Regions from separate parts of the Homo sapiens genome. Here region 2 is linked to region 1. Evidence: read pairs that join two places in POLR2A ChIA-PET (ENCODE). Cell type or tissue: IMR-90. All regions are shown on one strand. Each heading gives the region's core, and the rest is flanking DNA. Links, peaks and the distances in the headings are about the cores only.

Evidence for each region. Peaks named below come from ENCODE experiments on the same cell type or tissue, not always from the same donor. Only the 100,000 strongest peaks of a DNase experiment are listed, where the experiment ranks them.
Region 2: POLR2A ChIA-PET joins it to region 1 with 5 read pairs; 6 of 35 experiments call an interaction of 5 or more read pairs at or near these places.

The regions. Positions count from the first base shown.
Region 1 is chr11:12,056,350-12,065,385 of GRCh38, forward strand. It overlaps LINC02547 (long intergenic non-protein coding RNA 2547), which reads left to right. Exons shown (of 2, transcript NR_135109.1): 2 at 2,185-5,436. Among named protein-coding and RNA genes, the nearest start is that of LINC02989, 26 kb to the right of the region's middle. In IMR-90, for the core only: no CTCF peak of the experiment used is centred there; no DNase peak of the experiment used is centred there.
Region 2 is chr11:12,211,176-12,216,175 of GRCh38, forward strand. MICAL2 (microtubule associated monooxygenase, calponin and LIM domain containing 2) reads left to right here. Exons shown (of 28, transcript NM_001282663.2): 7 at 2,080-2,235. It overlaps LOC124902634 (a long non-coding RNA gene), which reads right to left. Exons shown (of 3, transcript XR_007062598.1): 3 at 3,307-3,364. Among named protein-coding and RNA genes, the nearest start is that of MIR6124, 50 kb to the left of the region's middle. In IMR-90, for the core only: no CTCF peak of the experiment used is centred there; DNase peaks (open chromatin) are centred at 2,956 and 3,776; H3K27ac peaks cover 1,845 bases.

The sequences.
Region 1 (9,036 bases), core at 1,877-6,876:
ATTTCCTGCCTCTGGTATGCATGATTTCCTCTTTGTCACAATTTGATTTTCAAAGGCAGCAGCATTTCTACATTTCTATTTTCCGCTGGTTTTTATAAAATAGTAAGAAGCCGGGCATGGTGGTGTGCACCTGTAGTCCCAGATATTTGGGAGGCTGAGGTGAGCAGATTGCTTGAGCCCAGGAGTTCAAGACCAGTTGGGTAACACAGCAAGACCCAGTCTCTCAAACAATAACTAGATAGTTAATAAGAAATATTATCTCCAAGTAAGTGCTCTAAGAAAAAACAATGGCTAAGACTTATGAACACATACCATAAGCCAGGTTTGCTTCATTCTAATGGCAATGCTCTGGGGTAAATATTACTGTTATTGCCATTTTACAGTTAAAGAAATGGAGGCCCAGGGAGGTTAAGTAATTAGCTCAAGGACACACAGCCATTAGATGACAGAGCCTGGCAGTCTAGCCCCAGAGTCCATGCTCTTAATCAGCCTGCCCTGCAATGGCCATGTGACTGTTTGATATGGTCCCTCAGCTGACTTTGGAAGCCTGAACATGGCATGTGAAAGAGCATTTAGGGGTGTCAGTAATAATGCACAAAAATGTAGATTTTTTTGGTCCAATTTGAATATAACTACAGTGTGGTATAAAATGGTTTGTGGCAGGTAGAAACATTATGAACTCATTTGGGCTAGAAACATACCTTTCATATTTTCTATGACCTGAGATGAGTTTTTATTCTGAGACACACCTCACTGAATGAAGGAAATTAATCTCAATCCATGTGAGGGCTGCCTTGGCTTTTTCCCAGGGCCAAGGAGGGTGTTTAGTACCAACCATGCTGGGGTGGTGAGAGTGAGGTGGTGGAAGGGTGTCCACACTGAAAGGGCGATATGGTTTAGGTCTGTATCCCCACCCAAATTTCATATCAAATTGTAATCGCCAGTGTTGAAGGTAGGGCCTGGTGGGAGGTGACTGGATCATGGAGGTGGTTTCCAATGATTTAACACCATCCACCTGTGGCTGTCTTGTGATAGAGGTCTCTTGAGATTTGCTTATTTAAAAGTGCATAGCACCTCCCCTTTTCTCTTTCTCCTGCCGGCCATGTGAATATGTGCCTGCTTCCCCTTCCCCTTCTGCCATGATGGTAAGTGTGCTGAGGCCTCCCCAGAAGCAGAAGCCTGTACAGCCCATGGAACCGTGAGCTGATTAAGCCTCTTTTCTTAATAAGTTACACAGTTTCAGGAATGTCTTTACAGCAGTGTGAGAACGGACCAATACAGAGGACCTCCTTGCCGTTCATTACTGGGTCATGGTCCACACCTCCATCCTCACCCTGGCCTTGAGTCCTCTTTGGGCACACTGGCTCTGCAACAGAATTTCCATGCCCTGTTGGAATGCAGGGACATCACCCTAAGGCCACTGGCCGCGCTGAAAGGCCCAGCTGCCCTCTGCTTTCTGAAGTCACTCCCTACATCTCTGCGCCGCTGTGTGTCCCACCCCACAGGAAGAGATTCAACCTGGGAGAGGGAGGCAAGGGGAGGAGGCACCAAGTCTTTTATTTCTATTTTTGCTTCCAAGGGTGAAAAAAATGGCTCTGTCTAGAGACTGTATACCTCCACAGTTGGTGTATCAGCTATTCCAGATTCCTTTCCGTCCCCGCTATCCTAGTTGTCTATTGTTGCATGACAAACGCTGAAACTTAGTGGTATAAAACATACATATTATTTTGGTCCAGGCTTGCCAGATAAAATACTGCAAATCTTTTACCTGTAAATACTGTAAATATTTTATCTTCAAGCTTAAAAAATTAACTTCTATCTCTACTACACAGATAAAAATTTAAACTGAGTTAAACTTGAATTTCAGATAACGTATAATTTTTTAGTGTAAATATGTCCCATGCAATCCCATGTAATATTTGAGAGCTACCTAGACTAAAAAATTATTCCTTGTTGATCTAAAATTCAAATGTAACTGAACATCCTGTAGTTCTATTTGCTAACTCTAGCAACCCTATTTTGGTCGCAGCAGTGTGGGTCAAGAGTTTGGGAAGGGTTTGGAGAGAGCCGAGGGATCCACTTGGAAGGAGGCTTTTCATGCACGTGTCTGGGGTGCCAGGGGTGCTCCTTGGCCTCCTGCCCTTTCTTCACATGAGGTCTGATCTCTGGTGCTTCTCCACGCAGCTCAGGATTCTCACGGTGTGGCTGCTGCAGGGAAGTCAGATCACCTACGTGGAGGCCCAGGGGCCTGGCTCTGGAAACAGGAGGCAGAAGCTGCCAGTCTCTAGTCTTGGGCCTGGCAACTGGCATAGCATTACTTCCGCCCTATTCCATCGCTCAAGCAGTCACAGAACCCACCTGGCTTCAGCAGGAAGGGGCAAGGACCCCGCCTCCTAATGGGAGCAGTGGTGAAGAATTTACAGTCATCTTTAATCTGTCATACCCGCTGAGAAGAAATAGATTTTCTGCCACCTGAAAAGTTGAAAGTCACATGTGTTTTTCTCTTACATCATGGCTTTCCTGAGGTGATGGCAGCAGCTCAGTCCAGCTGCCGTCTGATTGGGCGAAGGGTCCTAGAAGAAGGAAATACAGGAGGGGAGGAATCTTGGCTATTTCAAAATGTCATTCCTTGCATTTATGCAACCAAGGAATCCACGAAGTCAAATCATACGTAACAATTCAAAAGATCTTCAGAAAGATCTTTTTAAAATTTTTTCTTTTTTAAAAAATATATTTTTTCTTTTGAGACAATCTCACGTTGTCGCCCCGCCTAGCTAGTTTTGCATGTAGCTATCAATACTTACGTATTCATGTTTTTAAAAGTAATATCGTATTGTAAACAGAATTTGTAACCTGGTTTTTATGCTTACCATTTTATCTTCAAAAGATCTTGGCTCACTGCAATTTCTGCCTCCTGGGTTCAAGCGATTCTCTGTCTCAGCCTCCCAAGTAGCTGGGATTACATGTGTGCACCACCACACCTGGCTAATTTTTTGTATTAGTAGAGACCAGGTTTCACTATGTTGGCCAGGCTGGTCTCAAATTCTTGGCCTCAAATGATCCTCCTGTCTTGGCCTCCCACAGTGCTGGGATTACAGGCATGAGCCACTGCACCCAGCACATAAAGATCTTTTGATTCTAACACATTTTAATGTTTTCTGTTTGTGTGTTTTTTTGATATTTTATAACATGAATACATGTCTTTTTTATTTCAGGAAAAAAGAGATTATAAAACAAAAAGAAAATACTGTTACAATGAACTGAATGTTTGTGTCCCTATAAAATGTTTATGTTGAAGCTCTAATCCCAAAGTGATGGTATTAGGAGGTAGGGACTTTGGGAAGTAATTAGGTCATGATGGTGGAGCCCTCATAAACAGGATGAGTACTCTTATAAAAGGGACCCCAGGCTGGGCATGGTAGCTCATCCCTGTAATCCCAGCACTTGGGAGGCTGATGTGGGCAGATTGCTTGAGTCCAGGAGTTCGAGACTAGCCTGGGCAACATGGCGAAACCTCATCTCTACTAAAAATACAAAAATTAGCTGGGCATGGGTGGTGCATGCCTATAGTCCCAGCTACTCTGGAGGCTGAGGTGGGAAGATCACTTGAGCCCAGGAGGCAGAGGCAGCAGTGAGCTGTGATGGCACCACTGTACTCCAGCCTGGGTGACAAAGTGAGAACCTGTCTCAAAAACAAAAAACAAAAAAGCCACCCCAGAGAGCTCCTGTGCTTTCTTTCCAATAAGAAGTTGGCAGTCTGCAAGCCATAGAGGGCCCACACCAGAACCATGCTGGCACCCTGATCTTGGACTTCCAGCTTCCAAAATTGAGAAATAGGCGGGGTGCAGTGGCTCACGCCTGTAATCCCAACACTTTGGGAGGCTGAAGCAGGCAGATCACTTGAGGTCAGGAGTTTGAGACCAGCCTGGCCAACATGGCAAAACCCCGTCTCTACTAAAAATACAAAAATTAGCCAGGTGTGGTGTCATATGCCTGTAATCCCAGCTACTCGGGAGGCTGAGGCAGGAGAATCGCTTGAACCCCGGAGGTGGAGGTTGCAGCAAGCCAAGATCACACCACTGCAATCCAGCCTGGGCTACAAAGACAGATTCCATCTCTAAATAAATAAATGCTGTTGTTTTTAACCCACCCAGTTTATGATATTTTGCTATAGCAGCCTCAACAGGCTAAGGCAACTGTCCTGTGGATTATTAACTAGTTGGCTCTTTATACAAATTCTATTGAGCACCTAGCACGTACCAATTACCAGTCTATTCACTGCAATAAGCAAGCCAGACAGGGTCCCTGTCCTCCTGGAGCTCATGGTCTGGAGAAGCACCTGGACTGTTCTTTGGTAGTGGCATCTGAATCCAGAGCTTCCTGAGTTTTGCTCCTAGAGGACCTTGTGCAGAGCTGCCTGCTGAGGGGGAACAGCCCAATGGCTTCCTAGCGCACTTGCCAAATACCTGCCTCCAAGCCGTCTGCTTCTTCCATCAGGTCCTTGCTTTTGGATCCCAGAGACTTCATTTCCTGCCCTACTTTTCCTTCCAAGAGCTCAGTGGAGAGTTCTCTTCCTAAAAAAAGAGAAGCTTACTTCCTCAGCAGTGTTATCTCTGGGTCTCAACCATAAGGCTGGAATTTTCCCACTCAGCCATGGAGTAGTGTTGCCCTTTCCATCTTCCTGAAGCCAGAGCATGCAACATGTGGTAGAAGCCATTAGTAAGAGATGGGTAGCAGTCAAGGGCATGGCCCCAAGTCTGGACTCGTGGCTACTGGGGAGAAAGGGAAATTGATGAAGCTCCTATAGTGTGACTGCTATTGTGTGCTACATTCACAGAATCCCCAACTGCCCTATGATGCAGACCAGGCTCTCCAAGGCTGGGTCCTGAGAAATGGTACTTTCTTCAGATGTTAATAGATTCTGTGTGCAATTTTGGGAAATTCTATAGTTCTTTGTTCAGTGCTTTTAATAGGCTAATGTGCATGGTGAAACTCAAAGGGGGAGGTTATGACAGGCAGTCTCCCCCAAATTTATTTCACCCAAATGCCCCATACTAGATTGAATAGTGTCCCCCCAAAATTCAAGTCCACCCAGAACCTCGGAATGTGGCCTTATTTGGAGATAGTCTTTGCAGGCATAATTAATCAAGGTGATGCCACGCTGGAGTAGAGGGAGCCCTAACCCAATGACGGATGTCCTTAGAAGACGAGAAAACAGAGACACATGGCGAAGAAGGCCATGTGATGAGAGGGTCAGAGACTGGAGAGATTCATCCACAAACCAAGGAACGTCAAGGGGTGCCGGAAACCCCCGAAGCTAAGAAGAAGCAAAAAAGGAGCTTTCCCCTCAGGGTTCAGAGGGAGCATGGCCTGGCTGACACCTCGATTTTGGACATCTAGCTCCAGAACTGTGAGAAAATAAATTTCTGTTGTTTTAAGTCACCTGGGTTGTGGTCATTTGTTACAGCATCCGCGGGGAACTAATATGACCCCTTTATACCTTGAATCCTATTAACCAGTGATACAGGTTACCACTTTGAAAATAGGCAATGTGGTTGTCCCCACTTTACAGATGGGGAAACTGAGATTCTTTGAGGATCAGTAGCTTTCCTCAGGCTCCACAGAGTGTGGCTTCCATAGCAGTGTCAGAGCTCACACCTGGGTCTCTGCGTCCGCAGTGTTGAACCCTCTCCCTGGTGCCACAGCTGCATCCTTCAGACCCGGGCTTTCGTGGTTTCTAGTGAGTCTCAGGTGTCTGTTTCCAAAGTCGTTGCTCCCCTTCCTGCCTGGCACCCTGCAGTGACAAGCCAGCCCTGGAGGCCTCTCTATGCAGGATCCTCTCTTCCCCTTGGCCATTGAGAAGGGAAGTGTCCTTGCATCAGGCTGCCTTGTTCCAGAATCTCTAACGGACTGAGGAGTCCAAGCTGGGATGAATGGGACTCAGGCCACTGTTTCCAGGTGGGCTCACTGCCTTTGATGTCTGCAGCTGCTGAGAGGCCCTCTGCGTCATTTCACTGAGCCCAGGGCGTACCCTTCGTGGAGGAAACCACAGCCTCTCATCTGACCAGGAGAGGGGAGATCTGCCATCTCTTTGCTTTCTTTATTCTCTAGACAATTTTTTTATTTCTTTTAAAAACAAATACATGCTTTTTGGAAAAAAGTAATCAGGCTGAACTCAGTGGCTCATGCCTGTAATCCCAGCATTTTGGGAGGCTGAGGTAGGAATGTCACTTGAGGCCAGGAGTTCAAGATCAGCCTGGGCAACAGAGCAAGACCTTGTCTCTGCAGAAAAAAAATCTTTTTATTACCTGGGCAGAGGATCACTTGAGCCCAGGAGACTGAAGCTGCAGTGAGCTATGTTCATGCCTTTGCACTCCAGCCTGGGCAGAAAGAGTGATATATTATCTTTAAAAATTAAAAAATTATTATTATTTTTGAGACAGAGTCTCACTCTGGTTGCCCAGGCTAGGGTGCAGTGCCTTAATTGCAGCTCAATGCAGCTCAGGTTCCTGGGCTCAGGTGATTCTCCCACCTCAGCCTCCGAGTAGCTGGGACAACAGGCACGAGCCACCAACCCCAGCTAATTGTTTTTATTTTTAGTAGAGATGGAGTTTCGCCACGCTGTCCAGGCTGGTCTCAAACTCATGGGCTCAAGTGATCCACTCACCTTGGCCTCCCAAAGTGCTGGGATTACAGGTATGAGGCACTGCACCAGGCCAAAATTTTTTTAAAAATCAGAAAATATAACAAAGAGCAAAGAAGAAAACAGATATTACTTATATAGCCACCAGCAGTTTACTATGTATAAATGTCCAGAAGGAAAAAAAGCTATATTCATATATGCATCTGGTTATATTATATATAGAGAGTCATGCATTCACAGCTCAAATTCAACTATGTTTAAAAATAAACATTTATATATAAGCTCTTTTTACTCTTGGAGAAATGTGGCCATAATAACAATTTTATACTCTATCCTAAGCATTAACACAGGTCCTTAAAAATTCTTTGTATGTATCATTTAATATGGCTACATTCTACTCTATCAAGTGGATCACCACTTATTAGTCATTTATTCTATTACCAGGCATGCAAGTTGTTTCCAGTTTTTCATTAACTCAAAAAAAAAAAAAAAAAACCACACACACACACTCTTTTGAGCGCGGTTGATGTAAGCCTTTATATACATTACTGATGGTGCCCTTAGCATGACTTACTGGGTTCAAGGTCATGAACATAACTTTTTTTCTTTTGAGACAGGGTCTCACTCTATCACCTATGCTGGAATGCAGTGGCACAGTCAATCACAGCTCACTGCAGCCTTGACCTCCCAGACTCAGGTGATCCTCCCACCTCAGCCTCCCAAGTAGCTGGGACTACAGGCGTGCGCCACCACACCCAGCTCATTTTTGTATTTTTAATAAAGACAGTGTTTTGCTGTGTTGCCCAGGCTAGTCTCGAATTCCTGGACTCAAGCATTCCACCTGCCTCAGCCTCCCAAAGTGCTAGGATTACAGGTGTGAGTCACTGCACCCAGTCAGAATATAACCTTTTTACAGCTTTATTGAAGTATAATTTACATAACATAAAATTCACCTATAGTAAATATACAATTCAATGATTTGTAATAAATTTGTATACTTTTACAACCATGTCCACAATCAGTTTTAGAATATTTTTATCAACCCAAAACATTTCATGCTATGCTCATTTGCAGTCAAATATAGTCCTACTTTAAACCCAGTCAACCACAAATCTACTTTCTTCCTCTATTGATTTGTCTTTTCTGGACATTTCGTATAAACAGAATCATACAACATGTATTCTGTTCTGTGTGGCTTCCTTCCCTTAGCATACTGTTTTTATGGTTCATTCATGTTGTGGCATGAATCAGTACTTTTTTCTTTTTATGCTAAGTACTATCTCAGTGGATGCGTTTATTACATTTTGCTTATTCATTCACCTGTCAATGGAAATTTGGATTGTTTCCAGTTTTTGCCTATTAAGAACAAAGTTGCTGTGAATATTTGCATACAAGTCTTTGTGTGGACGTATGTTTTCATTTCTCTGGGTTACATTCCTAGGAGTAGGTCATATAATAAGTTTATAGTTAACTTTTTAAGAAACTGCCAAATTGTTTTCCAAAGTGGTTGCTCCATTTTATGTTCCCACCAGCAACGTATGAGAGTTCCACTTTCTTCACATCCTGTGGTACCTCTTCGTGGTTGAATTTGCATTTTCCCAATAACTAAGGGTGTTGAATGTCCTTTCATGTGTTTATTAGCCATTTGTGTATCTTTTTCAAAGAAATGTCTGTTCAAATGTTTTTCTCATTTTTAATTTGGTTGATTGTCTTAGTGTTGTAAGAGTTCTTTATATATTCTGGAAATAAGTCCTTTATCAGATATATGATTTGCAATTCTTTTCTCTTAGTCTGTGGCTTGTCTTTTTGGGGTTTTTTTTGTTGTTGTTTGTTTTTGAGACAGTCTCCCTGTCGCCAAGGCTGGAGTGCACAGTGGCAGGATCTCAGCTCACTGCAACCTCCTCCTCCCAGGTTCACACGATTCTTGTGTCTCAGCCTCCCAAGTAGCTGGGATTACAGGCATGCACCACCACGCACAGCTAATTTTTGTATTTTTAGCAGAGATGAGGTTTCACCATGTTGACCAGGCTGGTCTCAAACTCCTGGCCTCAAGCAATCCACCCGCCTCGACCTTCCAAAGTAATGGAATTACAGGCATGAGCCACCATGCCTGGCCTTGTCTTTTCATATTTTTAATGGTATTTCTAGAAGAGCAAAAGATTTTCATTTTGATAAAGTCCAATTTACCTTGTTTTTCTTTTTAGATTGCCCTTTTTGGTGACTTGTCTAAGAAAGTTTTGCCTAACAAGGTCATAAACATTTTCTCCTATGTTTTCCTTTACAAGTTTTTAAAATATAATTTTAAAATAATTTTTCATTTTGAACATAATCCATAGTAACATTAAAAACAAATAGAAAATATAAACAGGGCACAGTAGCTCACACCTGGAATC
Region 2 (5,000 bases), core at 1-5,000, 150 kb after region 1:
TCGAGACCATCCTGGCTAACAGGGTGAAACCCCATCTCTACTAAAAACACAAAAAATTAGCCGGGCATGGTGGCACGTACCTGTAGTCCCAGCTACTCGGGAGGCTGAGGCAGGAGAATTGCTTGAACACAGGAGGTGGAGGTTGCAGTGAGCCAAGATCGCACCACTGCACTCCAGGCTGGGTGACAGAGCAAGACTCCATCTCAGAAAAAAACAAAACAAAACAAAAAAAACCCCAAGGTTGTCACTAAAAGGGATTTTTGACAGATGAGTGAGAATCAGCATGAGGCTGGAGTACATGGTGAGCAGATGTGTGGGGCATTCCCAAAGGTGGCTAAGGAAAGGTTATGTCTGGAGGTCTGCACCTGTGTGACAGGCACCTGGCCTTACACAAAGTACACAGCATGCCTGGGGGCAGGGGCACTCAGGAAAGGTCAGATGACAGCAAGATGGGGGACTAGGAGGGAGACACACTGTTGAAAAGTGGCCATCTGTTGTGTGGAACCCCTATTAACCTCAATAGGGAAAGTACCAAGTTCAAGAGGCCAAAGAAGAGCCCAAGAGCCAGCAAAATAGACATGGGGTTTTATTAGGGATTCACAGGGGAGAGAGTCCAGTGGCAGTGGGTTGGACAGGAGACCCGGCTTCCCTGCAGAAACGGTCCAATGGCGGCGGGCTGGACAGCACAACAGCCCAGTGGTGGCAACCTGGGCAGGAAAACCGCAACTGCTTGCAAACAGCATGCAGTTTATTCAGCATTTTCACTTAACACCCTCCTCTTAACCTCCACCTGGCAACCTTCATCCAACCCAGAACTCAGGGCCTGGATCCCCCTGCATGGTCCATGTTCCACGGGATGGGCCAGGAGCTCAAATGTCCCTCATAGACAAAGAAGAAGTCTCGGGGTTGGCCACTCCTGGATTCCCCAGCTCAGAACACACATTCAGGTGCATCAGCCATACAGGGTCTTTCTAAAGGTGCGCTTCAGTTATTGCTGTCAGGTGCGTTTACCCTGCACCAGCTGCTGTGATCCTCCATAGCACTGCCATTCAAGAGCAATTTTAATGTAAATCATTGAAAACAAGAATTAGAGCACTAAGCCTGGGCAACATGATGAAACTGTGTCTCCACAAACACTTAAAAAAAAATAAATAAGGCAGTCATGGTGACACATGCATATTGTCCCAGCTACTTGCTGGCTGAGGTGGGAGGATCGCTTGACCCTGGGAGGTCGAGGCTGCAGTGAGCCATGATTGGCACCGCTGCTTTCCAGCCTGGGCAACAGAGCGAGACCCTGTCTGAAAAACAAAACAAAACAAAACAAAAAACGAATGAGAGCTAGAATTCCATTTATTCATTTATACATGCATTGTAGATGTATTAAATGCCAGTTACTGGGAACTGGTGTACTATTTTCCTCTTTTCAAAGGACACCAGTCATATTGGAGTAAGCTGGGTCCCACCCTACTCCAGTATGACCTCATCTTAGCTAATTACACCTGCAATGACGCTATTTCCAATAGAGTCACATACTGAGGTACTGGGGTTAGGATTTCAACACATGAATTTGTGTGTGTGTGTGTTGGAGAGGCACATAATACAACCCAAAAAATTGGAGATATGAAGAAAATTTGTTAAAATCCCTGTCCTGCAGGAATTCAATGTGATCTACTTTTCAAGGGGGTCAGGAGCGGTGGCACCATAAGAAATGCTAACAGAGTAGTTTTCATCCTATAAATTCAAAGTGCATGTGGGTCTCTCATGAGTGTATCTAGCAACAATGCCTGACACATCCTTACAAGGGTACACCCTGTGACTGCCTGTTGGGAAGGATCGCTTTTCCTTTTGTTTATTGAAGCCTAACCAGGTCCTGTAGATTTTAGAAACGGACAGTCTCACTGACTTTTAAAAGCCTTGGGAGCAAACTTCGGTATTTCTGCCCGCTCCTGTCCACTAGAGATCCAGAATCCTGGTTTCACTGGCCTGGGAGGCATCTGGGAACAGCTCTCCCAATAATCATTTTCAGTTTTCACACCAAATCCAGAAGATAGACCCACTTTTTCATTTCTCCTCATGCAGGGTTCAGAAGAAAAGAATTCCGTGGGAAGCTGGCGATTGCCATCACCGCCAACTTCATAAACAGAAACAGCACAGCGGAAGCCAAGGTGGAAGAGATTAGTGGTGTGGCTTTCATCTTCAATCAGAAATTTTTTCAGGACCTTAAAGAAGAAACAGGTGGGACCTTCACCTTTCTCCCAACCAGGCCAAGGTCTAAAGTTTGCAGTTTCTAAAGTGTGCAGAGGCGTGTGCTGGCTTTCTGGGCTCTTGGGCCTCGAGGGACTCACTCTGATAGAGTGGAAGCAATGATTTTCCCTAGGATAGTGAATACAGACAGGATTCCTTCTGGGACAAGAGAGATTCTTGAGGGAATGTTCTGGATGTTGTACATGAAAGGAGATAGTGGACATTTGCTGAGTGCTCATTACATGCCAATTCTCAGTGTTGGGTAAAAAGTGAAGGTTGACACGATCCTTCCCACAGTGGCTCCCTGTCCAGTAAGGGATATCTGTATAAACCATCCTAAGGCAGGTGGCCAGCACCGCACCTGAGGTCAGCATGATATTTAGGGAATGCTAAGGAGGGAGCCAGTCACCTATGGATGGTTCCTAAAGGTTCCCGGGTGAGTTTGTGCAATACAGCACTGCCCTTCCCCAAGAAGGACATCTGGATACGCCCAGGAACATAACCTGTACTGGCACCAGTTGTCACCCAGCCATGGGCCTAGAGGATAGGAGGTATTGATTCATTCACTCAATATTTATTGAATGCCTACTGTGTGCCAGATGCTGTTCTAGGGCTTGAGAATGAGCAGTGAGCAAAACAAAATCCGTCCCTCCTGGGCTTATATTCTACGAGAATAGACAGTCAATACACAAATAAACCAGTGACTCATCAGGTGGTAATAGGGACGGCAGAGAAAAACAGGGTGAGGGGAAAGGGGGACGAGTCACCTCTCTCCAATTAAGTAAATTCCAGATACTTTTCCTTTCTTTTTAACCTGATTAAAAACACAGATTTCTCCTTGAAAAGCAATGTAACAACAATGTTAAATAAAATCTGTATATGGAAAATAAATCATCCGCAATCTGACCGCCCCACACGAGAATAGTCTTCAGACTCACCTACTCCTTTTCTGTAATTTTCCACCAGCGTTCTTGCTTGTTATGTGACTGTAGCTTAAATCGCAGTGTCCACACTCTTTAGTCAGCTTTTCTCATTCAGTGTCACATTCCAAACATCATCCTTCTGGTGGTCACTTTTAGGGGCTGTGGAATATCTCATCAAATTGATGTATTGTCACTGCCTAAGCATTGAAACCAGGGATTAGCAAACTATGGCTGGCCACATGGTTCTATACTGCCTTCGAGCTAAGAATGGTTTTATATATAGGCTGAATAAAACAATCAGAATATTTTATGACACATGAAGTTTATTTAAAATTCAAATTTCAGCATCCATAAATAAAAGCTGATTGTCGCCCAGCCATGTCCATTTCTTTACATAACTGTTGATGGCTGCTTCCACCATGAGAGATCATGAAAGAGACCATAGGGCCCACAGGCCAGAAATATTTCCTAGCTGGTCCATCACACACACACACACACACACACAACTTGCTGACCTCTGATTTAGGCCTTCCAGTTATTTACTGTTACAGATAACACTGCTTCTGTTAAATTATTTCTTTAACATCATTTCCTAGGAATGGCATTAGTTGTTGAGCAAGATTGTACTTCTCACTGGCCTGGAGGGTATGTGCTCACTGCACAACCCTCTCAGTTTCACCTCCATTGCATTATTCCATTAAAAGCTTGAATATTTCCTGCCAGCATATGGTGTCCTTTTGAATGCTTTGAGAATCCTCCAACCCTCCCTTCCTCTAAAAAACCAAGAAAATAAATACTTAAGCCACTCAATATAAATGAGAGCAGGACATTGAGTGGGTTTTTCCACGTTTCAGTGAACTTCCTTGAAACTTTGCTGTGGTTGTCACCTTCGGCCATCGTTTCACAACAGTGCCCTCAGACAGTGACAGTCGCGACCTTCCTGATTCTCCTGGGGGCCCTCTGCATTGATGCCTGTTTCCTATTTAACCGTAATAAAGGTGCTCCTATGGTTACCCAGCACGCCTTGTGTAAATGCTGATATGTCGCCATGTGCCTGTTCCTTTCTCTCCCTTCAAATAAGCCAGTCAGCCTCACACTTGAGTATGAATTGGCATCACCTAGAGCTTGTTAAAGCACAGCGTGCTGGCCCTATCCCCAGGGTTTCTGATTCAGTGAGTCTGAAGAAGGGCCCTGATAATTTGCATTGCTAGTATGTCCTCAGGTGATGCTGATGCTGTTGGCCAGAGACCTCCCTTTGAGAACCGTGGAGCTAAGCTCTCATTGCACAGCATGGTTTTAAATGCAGGAACTTAGTGTGTAAAATGTCTTGTGATTGGTGGAAAGCACAAAAAGATACAGCCCAGCCTTCTAACCTGAGTTGTTCCTACCACTGCACTCGGGTTTTCACATACAAGCCGGGAAACAGTAGAAATATTCCTTGGCATAGTCATTGGAGAATTCCCACAGCTCTATGCTACTATGGGCGCATGGAGGGCACAGTGGACAGGACTTGGAGCTAGATGGGCTGGGGTTCAAATCCCAGCCCTGTCATTGCTGAGCTTCTGTGGCCATGGCCGGCACTTGGCTTTTCTGCACAATTACCCGGCTCTAACTTATACTGGCCCACAACCCCTACAGACGTTGTGAGTTTTAACAGGAATAATGCCGCTATAGAACTATAGAAGCTAGCTGCTTTGACTTGGGTAGATTCTGGCACTCTGTTTTATCTTTGCCAGCCTTGTGTGCCTTAAAAACTGGTCTAACATGAATATTCTGCAGATAAATAACAAGACCAATAGTGAGGCAAAGTACAGTTCCTGGCACACAGTTGGT